Linked DNA regions of Homo sapiens: region 2 is linked to region 1. Evidence: read pairs that join two places in POLR2A ChIA-PET (ENCODE). Cell type or tissue: endothelial cell of umbilical vein. All regions are shown on one strand. Each heading gives the region's core, and the rest is flanking DNA. Links, peaks and the distances in the headings are about the cores only.

Region 1 (5,367 bases), core at 53-5,052:
TCAGGTGGATCACGAGGTCAGGAGATCGAGACCATCCTGGCCAACAGGGTAAAACCCCGTCTCTACTTAAATAAAAAAAATTAGCTGGGCGTGGTGGCATGCACCTATAGTCCCAGCTACTCGGGAGGCTGAGGCAGGGGAATCGCTTGAACCAGGGAGGCAGAGGTTGCAGTGAGATCACGCCACTGCACGCCAGTCTGGAGACAAAGTGAGACTTGGTTTCATAATAATAATAATAAATAAAAATACAAAAATTAGCCGGGTGTGGTGGTACAAGCCTATAGTCCCAGCTACTCAGGAGGCTGAGGTGGGAGGATCACTTGAGCTGAGGAGTTCAAGGCTGCAGTGAGCTGAGATTGCGTCACTGCACTCCAGCCTGGGTGACAGAGTGAGACCCTGCCTCAAAAAACAAAAACAAGAAACACCCAAAAAACAAAAGCCATAAAGCCAATAGATTAAATATGTGTTAAGGATTGACTGTATGCCATGCCTTTAAGAAAAATAAAGTTGGCCAGGCGCAGTGGCTCATGCCTGCAATTTTAGCACTTTGGGAGGCCGAGGTGGGCAGATCACTTGAGGTCAGGAGTTTGAAACCAGCCTGGCCAACATGGTGAAACCCTGTCTCTACTAAAAATACAAAAATTAGCTGGGTATGGTGGTGGGCGCCTGTAATCCCAGCTACTCGGTAGGCTGAGGCAGGAGAATTGCTTGAACGGGGGAAGCGGAGGTTGTAGTGAGCCGAGATTGCGCCACTGCAGTCCAGCCTGGGTGATAGAGTAAGACTCCATCTCAAAAAAAAAAAAAAAAAGAAAAGAAAAAAGCTAGAGGAATTGGTTGGTGGCAGGGAGGGGCTGTTTTAGCTACAGAATCAAGACAGGCCTCACAGAAGAGGTGACATTTCAGTAAGACCAACAGGAATAAGAGAATGATGTTTGCTGACATCTGAGGGGAGGGTGTTCCAGGCAGAGGGCACAGCCCGTGCAAAGGCCCTGAGGCAGGACCGCACCTGGCATGTTGGAGGAACAGCGAGGAGGCCTGTGTGGCTGGAGCAGAGTGAGGAGGGGGAGGAGGGGAGGGGAGAGCAGGGAGAGGACAGAGCAGGTTGTGCAGGCCCTTGTGGGGCACCAGGAGGACTTGGGCGTTTACTCTGAGGGAGGTGGGAGCCAGGGAGGGCTATGGGCAAAGGAGGAACCAGCCCTGACCGACGTGTTCACAGGCGACCCCTGGCTGTTGCAGAAAGGACAGACTGTGGGGGATGAGTGCAGACGCTGGGGGACCAGAGCAGAGGGGACGGCACAGATCCAGGCCAGGGATGATGGGGGTGGACCAGGCAGGGGCAGAGGAGGGGTTGTATTCTAGAAGGATTTTGCAGAAGGGTTGGCTGGCTTCTCCAAGTGGTTGGCTGCAGGGTAGGGTTGAGATGAGTCAAGAACGACTCCCAGGCCTCTGTCCTGAACATCGGTAAAGACGGAGAAGATGAGCTGAGGTGGCGAAGATGGTGAGAGAGGCAGGCATGGAAACGCCCCCATTAGCAGGACGCCTGCGGAGGTTCCCAGGAAGTGGTGGGCTGGTTCTCCCTGGAGACATGGAGTTGGCAGCTCCTGACTTAGCCCATAGCGGGTTTTCAGGTGCTACAAGCAAGCCATTGGCTCTGGACAAGGCACATCCTATCCTCAGCCTCAGTTTCCCCATCTGAGATAAATAACTGGCACAACAAAACGAGTTAATATGCGTCAAGCACTTAGAGAGTGGCCTGCATAGACAGGGCCCTGGGAGGGGCTGTGGGCTACACACTTGGGGCTGGATGGGGCTAGAGGTTAGGACAGGAAGGGAGGTCTAATTTGCAGACCAGGGGGCTGAAGCCCAGAGAGGTTAAGGCACTTGCCCAAGGCCACACAGCACGTGGCACAGGCTCAACCCCACTAAGGGGCCTGCACACTCTGCTCACCACCAGAGCCAGCCAACCCCCCCTTCCTCCCTTCTCTCTCCACCCCCGGAGCTGCCAGCTCCAGTTTTTGGTGGTTTCCAGGCTCCCCTCAGTTCCCACTTGGCACTCACCTCCCACCTCCACACACTCTGAGCCCAGGGCCTAGTGCCAGGCAGGCTGTAGGGCCAGGGGGTCTTGGTGAGCATCCTCCACTTCTACACCCAGGGTTCCTTTTGCCTCCCTGCCCCGTACCCCACCCGTGCTCCTGGTAATGAAGGGAGAGGAACGGGAGGGAGCGAGCAAAATTATATACACACGAACATACAAAAATTAGTTTAGGATCCGGGCCAAGAACCACTTGCGCTTGGCCAGGCATTGTGGGTAATTCATTGCTGATTACCATAAAAGCCATAGCCTGGCTGACAGGCGGCTGCGGGGCTTTTGTTTAAGATTCTGATGAATATATAATCTCTCTCCCCGCCTGGAGCCCACAGTTCCCCTACCCCCAAGGCTGCCAGGTCCCTGCCCACCCTGCTCTCTTCCCCCACTGCTGAACGTGAGTCTGCAGGTTCCCCGAGGGGCTGGCAGCCACCTCTGCCGCATGGAGTCTGCCCCTGTGACTGCGTCGGTGAAGCTTGGCTTGGCACTCGATGCTCACCACCAGCCACAACTAGCCCAGGCCTTGCACTGTGGCTGCTGCCCTGGGCCTGATTCCCTCTCTTCCGTGTGGATGTACTGGGCTTCAGCTGTTTGCTTGGCCCCATGCTGGGACTGGGGACACTATAGTGACTGATGCAGACAATCCTTGCCCTTAAGGAGTCTGGGGGGACGATGGATGATTAGACGGGCATTTATCTATAGTTAAAGAGTTCCCATCTCCTGCCCAGGAGATGCAAATTAAAACAAGATATCATTTCTCACCCATCCATTTAGCAAAACTGTTTGAAGTGTGGTATTATCCAGGGTGGCAGCGTCGAGGGGAACCAGGCCCTCCGGGCGTGGCTGGCAGGAGAAGAAATCGGCATCTCTGTGACACCACGTCTTTTATTTTTAATATGTTGTTCTGGCCAGAGAATGCGTACACATGGGATACAATTGAGGATGCAGAGAAAAATGCATGGTGGAGAATCTCCAGATCCTCTCCCCTCTCTCTTTCCCCAGTAGCAGTCTCTTCCCAGAACAGGGTCAGTAGAGTTTTTCCATAAAGGACCACCTTGTAAATCTTTCCAGCTTTGCCGGCCGGATGATCTCTGTCTACTACTCAACCCCGCCATTGGAGCGTGAAAGCAGCCATAGACAAACACGTAAACTGGTGGGCGTGGCTATGTGCCAATAAAGCTTTATTTATAAAAACAAACGGTGGGCCGGATTTGGCCCCCGATATGGCGATGATAAAAATGGTCTCCGTCTACGCACCGTGGTACAGTCGCCCTGAGCCGAATGTGGCTATTGAGCGTTTGAAATGTGTCCAGTGCAACCGAGGAACTGAATTTTAAATTTTATTCCATTTTATTCCGTTTAAATTTAAACAGCCACATACGGCTCGTGGCTACGGTTTTGAAGAGCGCAGTTTATCTAGAAATCTTCTGTGAACATTTAGTAGGCGGCTGGATTTATATTCCCTTGTTTAACCAAATGGCAGCATCTTCTACATGCTGTTCTGTACCTTGTTTTCTTCCCCCCCACTTAAAAATATAGTATCTTAAAAGTAATTTTATAATTGTACATCTGGTATTCTCATTCCTTTTCACAGCTGTGATACTGATCTCATAACACTAAGAGATACTGATCTCATAACACTAAGATACTAATCTCTTCGATCATTATTTGACCTCTTGTACTGTTATTTTTATTTATTTATTCATTCATTCATTTATGTATTTATATTTTTGAAATGGAGTTTCGCTTTTATTGGCCAGGCTAGAGTGCAATGGCATGATCTCAGCTCACTATAGCCTCTGCCTCCTGAGTTCAAGCAATTCTCCTGCCTCAGCATCCCGAGTTGCTGGGATTACAGGTGCCGGCCACCACACCTGGCTAATTTTTTTTGTATTTTTAGTAGAGACAGAGTTTTGCCATGTTGGCCAGGCTGGTCTCGAATTCTTGACCTCAGGTGATCTTCCTGCCTCAGCCTCCCAAAGTGCTGGGATTGCAGGCGTGAGCCACTGTGCCTGGCCCCCTTGTACTGTTCTTTACTTAACCAATCTCCTATCGATAGACATTCAGGTTGCTTCAAGCCTTTTGCCGTGAGTACTTTCTCCACGTGTCATTTCACGGGAAAGTGTCTGCCGGGTAGATTTCTAGAGGTGGTGTTATCAGGCCTAAAGGGAATGTATAAACTTAACTTCGGAAGATAATAGCCAATTGTCTCCTCGGGGACTATTAGGACCTACTCATTTCCGACTGTGTAGGAGGGGAACCTGCTTGTTTAGAACAAGCTGTAACCCGACCTTCCACCCCAGCTGCCCTTCACTGGACACCAGTGAGAGACAAAAATGCTTCCCCAAGGGGACCTGGGAGATGTCAGCATGGAGATTCACCATGGCATTGGGTGAGGTTGGGAAAAAATGGAGGCAACCGAAGTGTCCACAGGGAATTGGGTGATAAACGCCCAAGGCACAGCCTTGCCACGGAAGATCCTACCACAGGCGAGAAGAGGCCTGGGCTGCGTGTGCTCAGTAGTTACAAGTCATGTGAGGAACAGCCATGATTCGAACAGAATATCATTTTCACATACAAAAAAAAAATCACCCTGGGCCAGGTGTGGTAGTTCATGCCTGTAATCCCAGCACTTTGGGAGGCCGAGGCCAGCGTATCACTTGAGGTCAGGAGCATGAGACCAGCCTGGCCAACATGGTGAAACCCCGTCTCTACTAAAAATACAAAAATTAGCCAGGCGTGGTGGCGCACGCCTGTGATCCCAGCTACTCGGGAGGCTGAGGCAGGAGAATGACTGGAACCCAGGAAGCGGAGGTTGCAGTGAGCTGAGATTGTGCCGCTGTACTCCAGCCTGGGTGACAGAGTGAGACTCCGTCTCAAAAAAAAAAAAAATCACCCTGTATTCTAGAGTTACCTTTGATCAATAACTTCATGAGAAAAAGACACAAAGATAGATGGTAATGGCAGAGGTTGCTTCCAGGGGAGCATTAGAGGGACTCCCTCCCTTCCTCAAGTATTTGTACCTATTGTGCTGCTGGTTCTCTCTGTTCCAGGCATGAGGAATTCGCCCTTTTTTTTTTTTTTTTTTTTTTTTTTTTTTTGAGACGGAGTCTTGCTCTGTCGCCCAGGCTGGAGTGCAGTGGCGCGATCTCGGCTTACTGCAACCTCCGCCTTCCGGGTTCACGCCATTCTCCTGCCTCAGCCTCCCAAGTAGCTGGGACCACAGGTGCCTGCCACCACGCCCGGCTAATTGGAATTTGCCTTTAAAAAAAAAATATATA
Region 2 (5,367 bases), core at 154-5,153, 160 kb after region 1:
TGGAGACAGACGTAGGCCCTGGAGCAAGTGTCTGCTGTGGGTTCCACATGCCTCTTGGCCGGCGCAGGCGGCGGGAGAAGCAGGGCTGGGAGTGCCCAGTGTGGACTCTCAGATGGCCGGTTGCCTCTGGGCCGTGTCCTGGGACGACAGCACACATCTCTCGGGGATGTGTGGAGGAGCCTGCTGGGAACCAAGGACATGGGTGCCACCCTCTGCCCCGTCCTACCCATCTCATTTGTAGAGGAAAGCCACCGGGAGAAGGCCCCTTCCCAGCGTCTGTCCGGTGAGGAGAGTCTGGGTGAAGGAGTCCTAGTGTCGGAGCCCCAGCACCCCGGAAAGCGATTTCCACCCCCGGCGTGGCCAGGCTCCGCTTTGCCACGGGCAGCAGCGGGTTTTGGAGGCTCCGCTTTGCCAAGGGCAGCAGCGGGTTTTGGAGGCTCCGCTTTGCCACGGGCAGCAGCGGGTTTTAGAGCTCCCACTGCAGGAGTCCCAGGGCCCACCTGCTGCCTTTCCCCAGCTCCCCGGCCCCGACTCGGCCTCTCGGCTTCTGGCAGGCGTGGCACACAGTGATTCAGTCAGGCACAGAAGCAGCCTTGCCAGGAGGGGAAGGCGCGTTCTAGAAACTCAGTGGAAACTGGCTCAGGTTTCTGGGTCAGGAAGACTGCAGAGATCCGCCCCAGATTCTCAGGAGCACAGAACCGCCTAGGAGGATGGCGCTCACACTGCCGGGTCCAAGTGGGCTCCAGGGAAACTTCTGTGCCTGGGTCATTTGGGAACTGGGGGCTGACTGGAGACTCAGGCTGATTTCCTCCCAGTGGCCTCCCTGGAACGTGCTTTCACTATGAGTCTCCACAGGGCGAGTTCTGAAGGCGGCGTTTGCTTTTTAACATTTTGAGAAAACTGGATATACTTGCAGCTACAGGAAATCAGAGGCGTGCGCCTCGGCCCGGGCTCCCTGTGGTGACGTCTTGCCCGGCACGTCTCAGAAGCATCTCGAGGGGTCACGTGCGAGGGAAACATGTTCCAAGTGTTCCGGACAGGCGGGGAGGCTCTTGGGGCCTTGGCATGTGGGGGTCTCAGCCACTCGGCCTCGCTGTCACCTGGGCCCACCCCAGCCACCCGCCCCGCTGACCAGGCCCTTGGCCTCGGGGCAGGCAGCTCCAGCCCCATCTCCTTGGCCACCACACAGCGGGCGTTTGCATGATTGTGTGATCGAGGTCCTGCCGCCACCTCGCAGGCAGGCGCGCACTCCACGGTGGCTTGCTGGCTTCCGATACCACCCATTCCTGATTCCACAGCCTCTGCCCCCCCGCCCCGAGCACTCTGGAAATGTGACTTTTTTTTTTTTTTTTTTTTGAGACAGGGCTTTGTTTCATCACCCGGGTTGGAGTGCAGTGGCGCGATCTTGGATCACTGAATCCTCAACCTCCCAGGCTCAAGTGATCCTCCCACCTCAGCTTCCCAAGTAGCTGGGACTAAAGGTGCGTGCCACCATGCCCAGCTAATTTTGTTTTTTTGTAGAGACAGGGTTTTGCTGCGTTGCCCAGGCTGGTCTCGAACCCCTGTGCTCAAGCGCTCTGCCCACCTCAGCCTCCCACAGTGCTGCGATCACAGCATGAGCCCCCGCGCCTGGCTGGCATCATCTCATTTCTGACTGTCTCATTAGCTCGGCTTCCTTGAGGTGAGCTCCCCTGACGCTGGCCCTGCCTGGGCTCTGGTGACATGACAATGATCCTGGGAGCACTTCCTTCGCCACCAGGGTGGGGGCTGCGTCAGCGCCTCTTCTGTGGGATGTTGTCAAGACCCACCCTGAGTCTCCCTTGTCATTTTCCACCACAGTTGTGCTCTGTGTACGTTATAAATGGCTATTTATCTATTTGTGTGTTTTCTATCATCTCCATAGGTTTCTTGAGGGAGGGAGAGAGACTGGCACATGCTCAGCCTGATCTCTGGAGTAAACTTCCATGGTGTTCTAGAGGTCCTGGCTCAACCTCCCCTCCTCGGAGTCCAGTCCGACCTGCCTGGGCCAGACTCTGAGGCTCCCGGGGCAGGCGGAGGGTGTTGTCACTGTCACACAGACCCCACCCATCCTGCCGTGTACTAGATGCACCAGAATGCTTCCCAGCAGAGTTTTTGTTTTTTTTTTTTTTTTTTTTTTTGGAGACAGGGTCTCAGTGTCACCCAAGCTGGAGTACAGTGGCTCAATTACAGCTCACTGCATCCTCGACCTCCTGGGTTCAAGCGATCCTCCCACCTCAGCATCCCGAGTAGCTGAGACTACACGCGCACACTACCATGCCCAGCTAATTTTTAAAATTTTTTGTAGAGATTGTGGGGGGGGGGGGGGTCTCACTTTGTTGCCCAGGCTGGTCTCGAACTCTTAGCCTCAAGTGATCCTCCTGCCTCGGCCTCCCAAAGTGCTGGGATTACAGGTGTGAACCACCGCGCCCAGCCCACCTGAAACTCATAACCTGAGAGAAGAGCTGCCAGGTGAGCTGAGCAGGGATTATTCTCTTTTGCTGCTGCCTGGGATGGGCTAAGGGGTGCAAATCGACCTTGCCCTTGGTCTAAGCCTAACACAATCAGGAAGTCCAAGGAGCTGCCTGAGCCTCCCCCCAGGGAAGGCTGGAGCTGAGCAGAAGTGACAGTGTCTGGAGATTGGTGGTAGCTCCCACAGGGCTGGCCATGGGGATGGCTTGTCCCCGAAACCACCCCCTTCTCAAGGAGCAGGGAAGACCCTGCAAGGTCCGAGAGTGGTGACCGGGTGGGGCCAGCCTGCATGGCAAGGAGGTCCTGGATGCTCAGTGACAGGTCGAGAGTGGTGACTGGGCGGGGCCGGCCTGCACGGCGGAGCGGGGGGGGTCCTGGATGCTCAGTGACAGGTCCGAGAGCAGTGACCGGGCGGGGCCGGCCTGCATGGCAAGGCGGTCCTGGATGCTCAGTGACAGGTTGAGAGTGGTGACTGGGCGGGGTCGGCCTGCACGGCCGGGGGTGGGGGTCCTGGATGCTCAGTGACAGGTCCGAGAGTGGTGACCGGGCGGGGCCGGCCTGCACGGCGGGGGGTAGGGGTGGTCCTGGGCACTCAGTGACACTCGATCATTTCAGTTCATTCAGGTCTGGCGGGAGATGCGGGCGGGACCTTTCCTTAATGCGGCCTCGGGACCATCGCAGGGGTTAGGGTTTTCACCTTAACCGACGTGGTAAAGAGCTGAACTCCGATGTTTACAAAGAACTTGGGGCTCGGGGTGCGAGCTAAGGCCAGGACGTCACCGACTGACCCGCCGCGTGACCCGAGGTGACTCTGAGTGAGGCTTCGTTTCCACTCCTCAAATGGGGCAGATGTGACTGGAAGAGACAAGCTGTCGCCTCCTCCCGGGAGCCTCGAGCCAGGGGAGCTCAAGGGAAGTGCGGCACCAGGCTTGGGAGCGACGCTTCTAGCTGCTGGGATATGGGCAGCTCTCCTCCTAAAATTCCACGCTTTTATTTCATTTAATTAATTAATTAATTTTTTGAGGCTGAGTCTCGCTCTGTCACCCAGGCTGGAGTGTGGAGTGCAGTGGTGTGATCTCGGCTCACTGCAAACTCTGCCTCCCGGGTTCAAGCGATTCTCCTGCCTCAGCCTCCCGAGCAGCTGGGACTACAGGTGCCTGTCACTAAGCCCAGCTAATTTTTGTATTTTTAGTAGAGACAGGGTTTCACCATGTTGGCCAGGCTGGTCTTGAACTCCTGACCTCAAGTGATCCACCTGCCTCGGCCTCCCAAAATGTTGGGATTACAGGGGTGAGCCACCGTGCCCGGTCTAAGATTCCACACTTTTAAATAATTCCTCTTCCACAGTCATGAGAAGAAACTCACTACCAATTTGATTAAAAAAAAAAAAACCCAGGGGTACTGAGCTGTACACTCCAAAACGGTGAAAGGGAGAACTTATGTTAAGAAAAATTGAGAAGGTGTCTCAAAGGGAAATGTCACCCGAGTGGAGGCCCCTTTAGCTTTGAAAACAAACAAGCCCTGTGCTTCTAACTTAGGCAGGCGAGCCAAGGCTCAGCTGGGTCCTGCGGGCCTCACTAACCATGGCCCACACCCGCCAGTGCCCCAGGCAAAGGCACCTGGGCCAGGGGTGTGATCCTCCTGTCCCCGCACCTACAAGAAGAGCTTGGTGAAGGCATGGCGCGGCTGCCAGATCCCCCGCTTACCTGGTAGATGTGGCTGGTGACGGAGGAGATGAACTTGGCCTTGTAGAGGTTGCCGTCAGTCCACCGGAGCTCCACCAGCTCCCCCTCGGAAGGGGGTCCCAGCTGGACACAGTCCCTACTCTGCAGGGAGAAGAGGTGGGAGGTGAGGTCCTGGCCACACTACGCTGGGGGCTGTCGCTGGGTTTTAGACCCTCTCCGCGCTGGCAAGTGAGGTTCTCTGCCTGAAGCCCCAAAGCTGGCTGCGGGGGCCCGGGGTAGCGGGGCGGTGCAGAGCCCTGGCTGCGGGTCGCTTTCTGCTGAACAGTGAGCGGTGCTTTTCCTGAAGGGGCCTGGGGCCCTGAGGACAAGGGGACCCCATGAAGGGATCTGGAGTCAGGCCACTCCTAGCTTCCCCCCGCCCACCCCCACAGCTCACCGTGATGCTCTCAGGGTACAGGTTGTCGCTGTGCTCCCAGCCTCCCCCCGCCCCCTGCCCCACCCCACAGCTCACCGTGATGCTCTCAGGGTACAGGTTGTCGCTGTAGGAGCCATCGTCGAAGTTCACTTCGTAGCAGGTCTGCGAGGCGGCACCGATGACGCGACAGCGGTAGTACAGCCCGTTGCGGTTCTTGGTGATGACCACCTGGCCTAGGGACACGGCCCTCAGGAGTTGGACCTGGGAGGGTGCGGAGGGTGTGGGGGGCGGTCAGCGCGGGTGTCGGTGGGGGCGGGAGCCAGGGGCTGGGGGCAAGGAGGCGGGCAGGCACTCACAGCGTGACCCCCCGACTTGTGCTTGAGGCAGGTGATGGAGACCACATAGGGCCAGTCGTCCGGCTCCATGAGCACGCCTGCGGCGTGGGCGCAGGTCACGTGGAAGGACGTGGAGCAGTGCTCGTAGGAGCACTGGATACAGGCACCTGACACCTTCTTCATCCGCTTCCGGCAGTACACGCATTTCTGGGGATGGGGACACAGGCAGGGGCATGGGGCTCGAGCTTCCCTAGGGACCCTGGAACGGAGTCCCCGGCCCCTCCCGGCACAGCCTTCAAGGGAGGCATCGCGGGAGTGGCCCTGCGCTCTGCCCAGTGAGGGTTCCCCTCCACAGCCCAGAGCCCGCAGCCTCCCTGGCCAAGCCCTCCAGACCCACTGACCCAGCCTCCTGCTGCTCAGCCTCTGGGGAGTCCTCTCCCAT

Evidence for each region. ChIA-PET counts read pairs that join two places held together with the same protein. Peaks named below come from ENCODE experiments on the same cell type or tissue, not always from the same donor. Only the 100,000 strongest peaks of a DNase experiment are listed, where the experiment ranks them.
Region 2: POLR2A ChIA-PET joins it to region 1 with 5 read pairs; 5 of 35 experiments call an interaction of 5 or more read pairs at or near these places.

What each region holds. Positions count from the first base shown.
Region 1 is chr19:5,305,760-5,311,126 of GRCh38, reverse strand. The region is part of intron 1 of PTPRS (protein tyrosine phosphatase receptor type S); the gene reads left to right. Among named protein-coding and RNA genes, the nearest start is that of PTPRS, 32 kb to the left of the region's middle. In endothelial cell of umbilical vein, for the core only: no CTCF peak of the experiment used is centred there; DNase peaks (open chromatin) are centred at 1,956 and 2,276; H3K4me3 peaks cover 183 bases; H3K27ac peaks cover 293 bases.
Region 2 is chr19:5,143,732-5,149,098 of GRCh38, reverse strand. KDM4B (lysine demethylase 4B) reads right to left here. Exons shown (of 23, transcript NM_015015.3): 19 at 4,947-5,132; 20 at 4,687-4,851; 21 at 4,197-4,316. Among named protein-coding and RNA genes, the nearest start is that of PTPRS-AS1, 31 kb to the left of the region's middle. In endothelial cell of umbilical vein, for the core only: no CTCF peak of the experiment used is centred there; no DNase peak of the experiment used is centred there.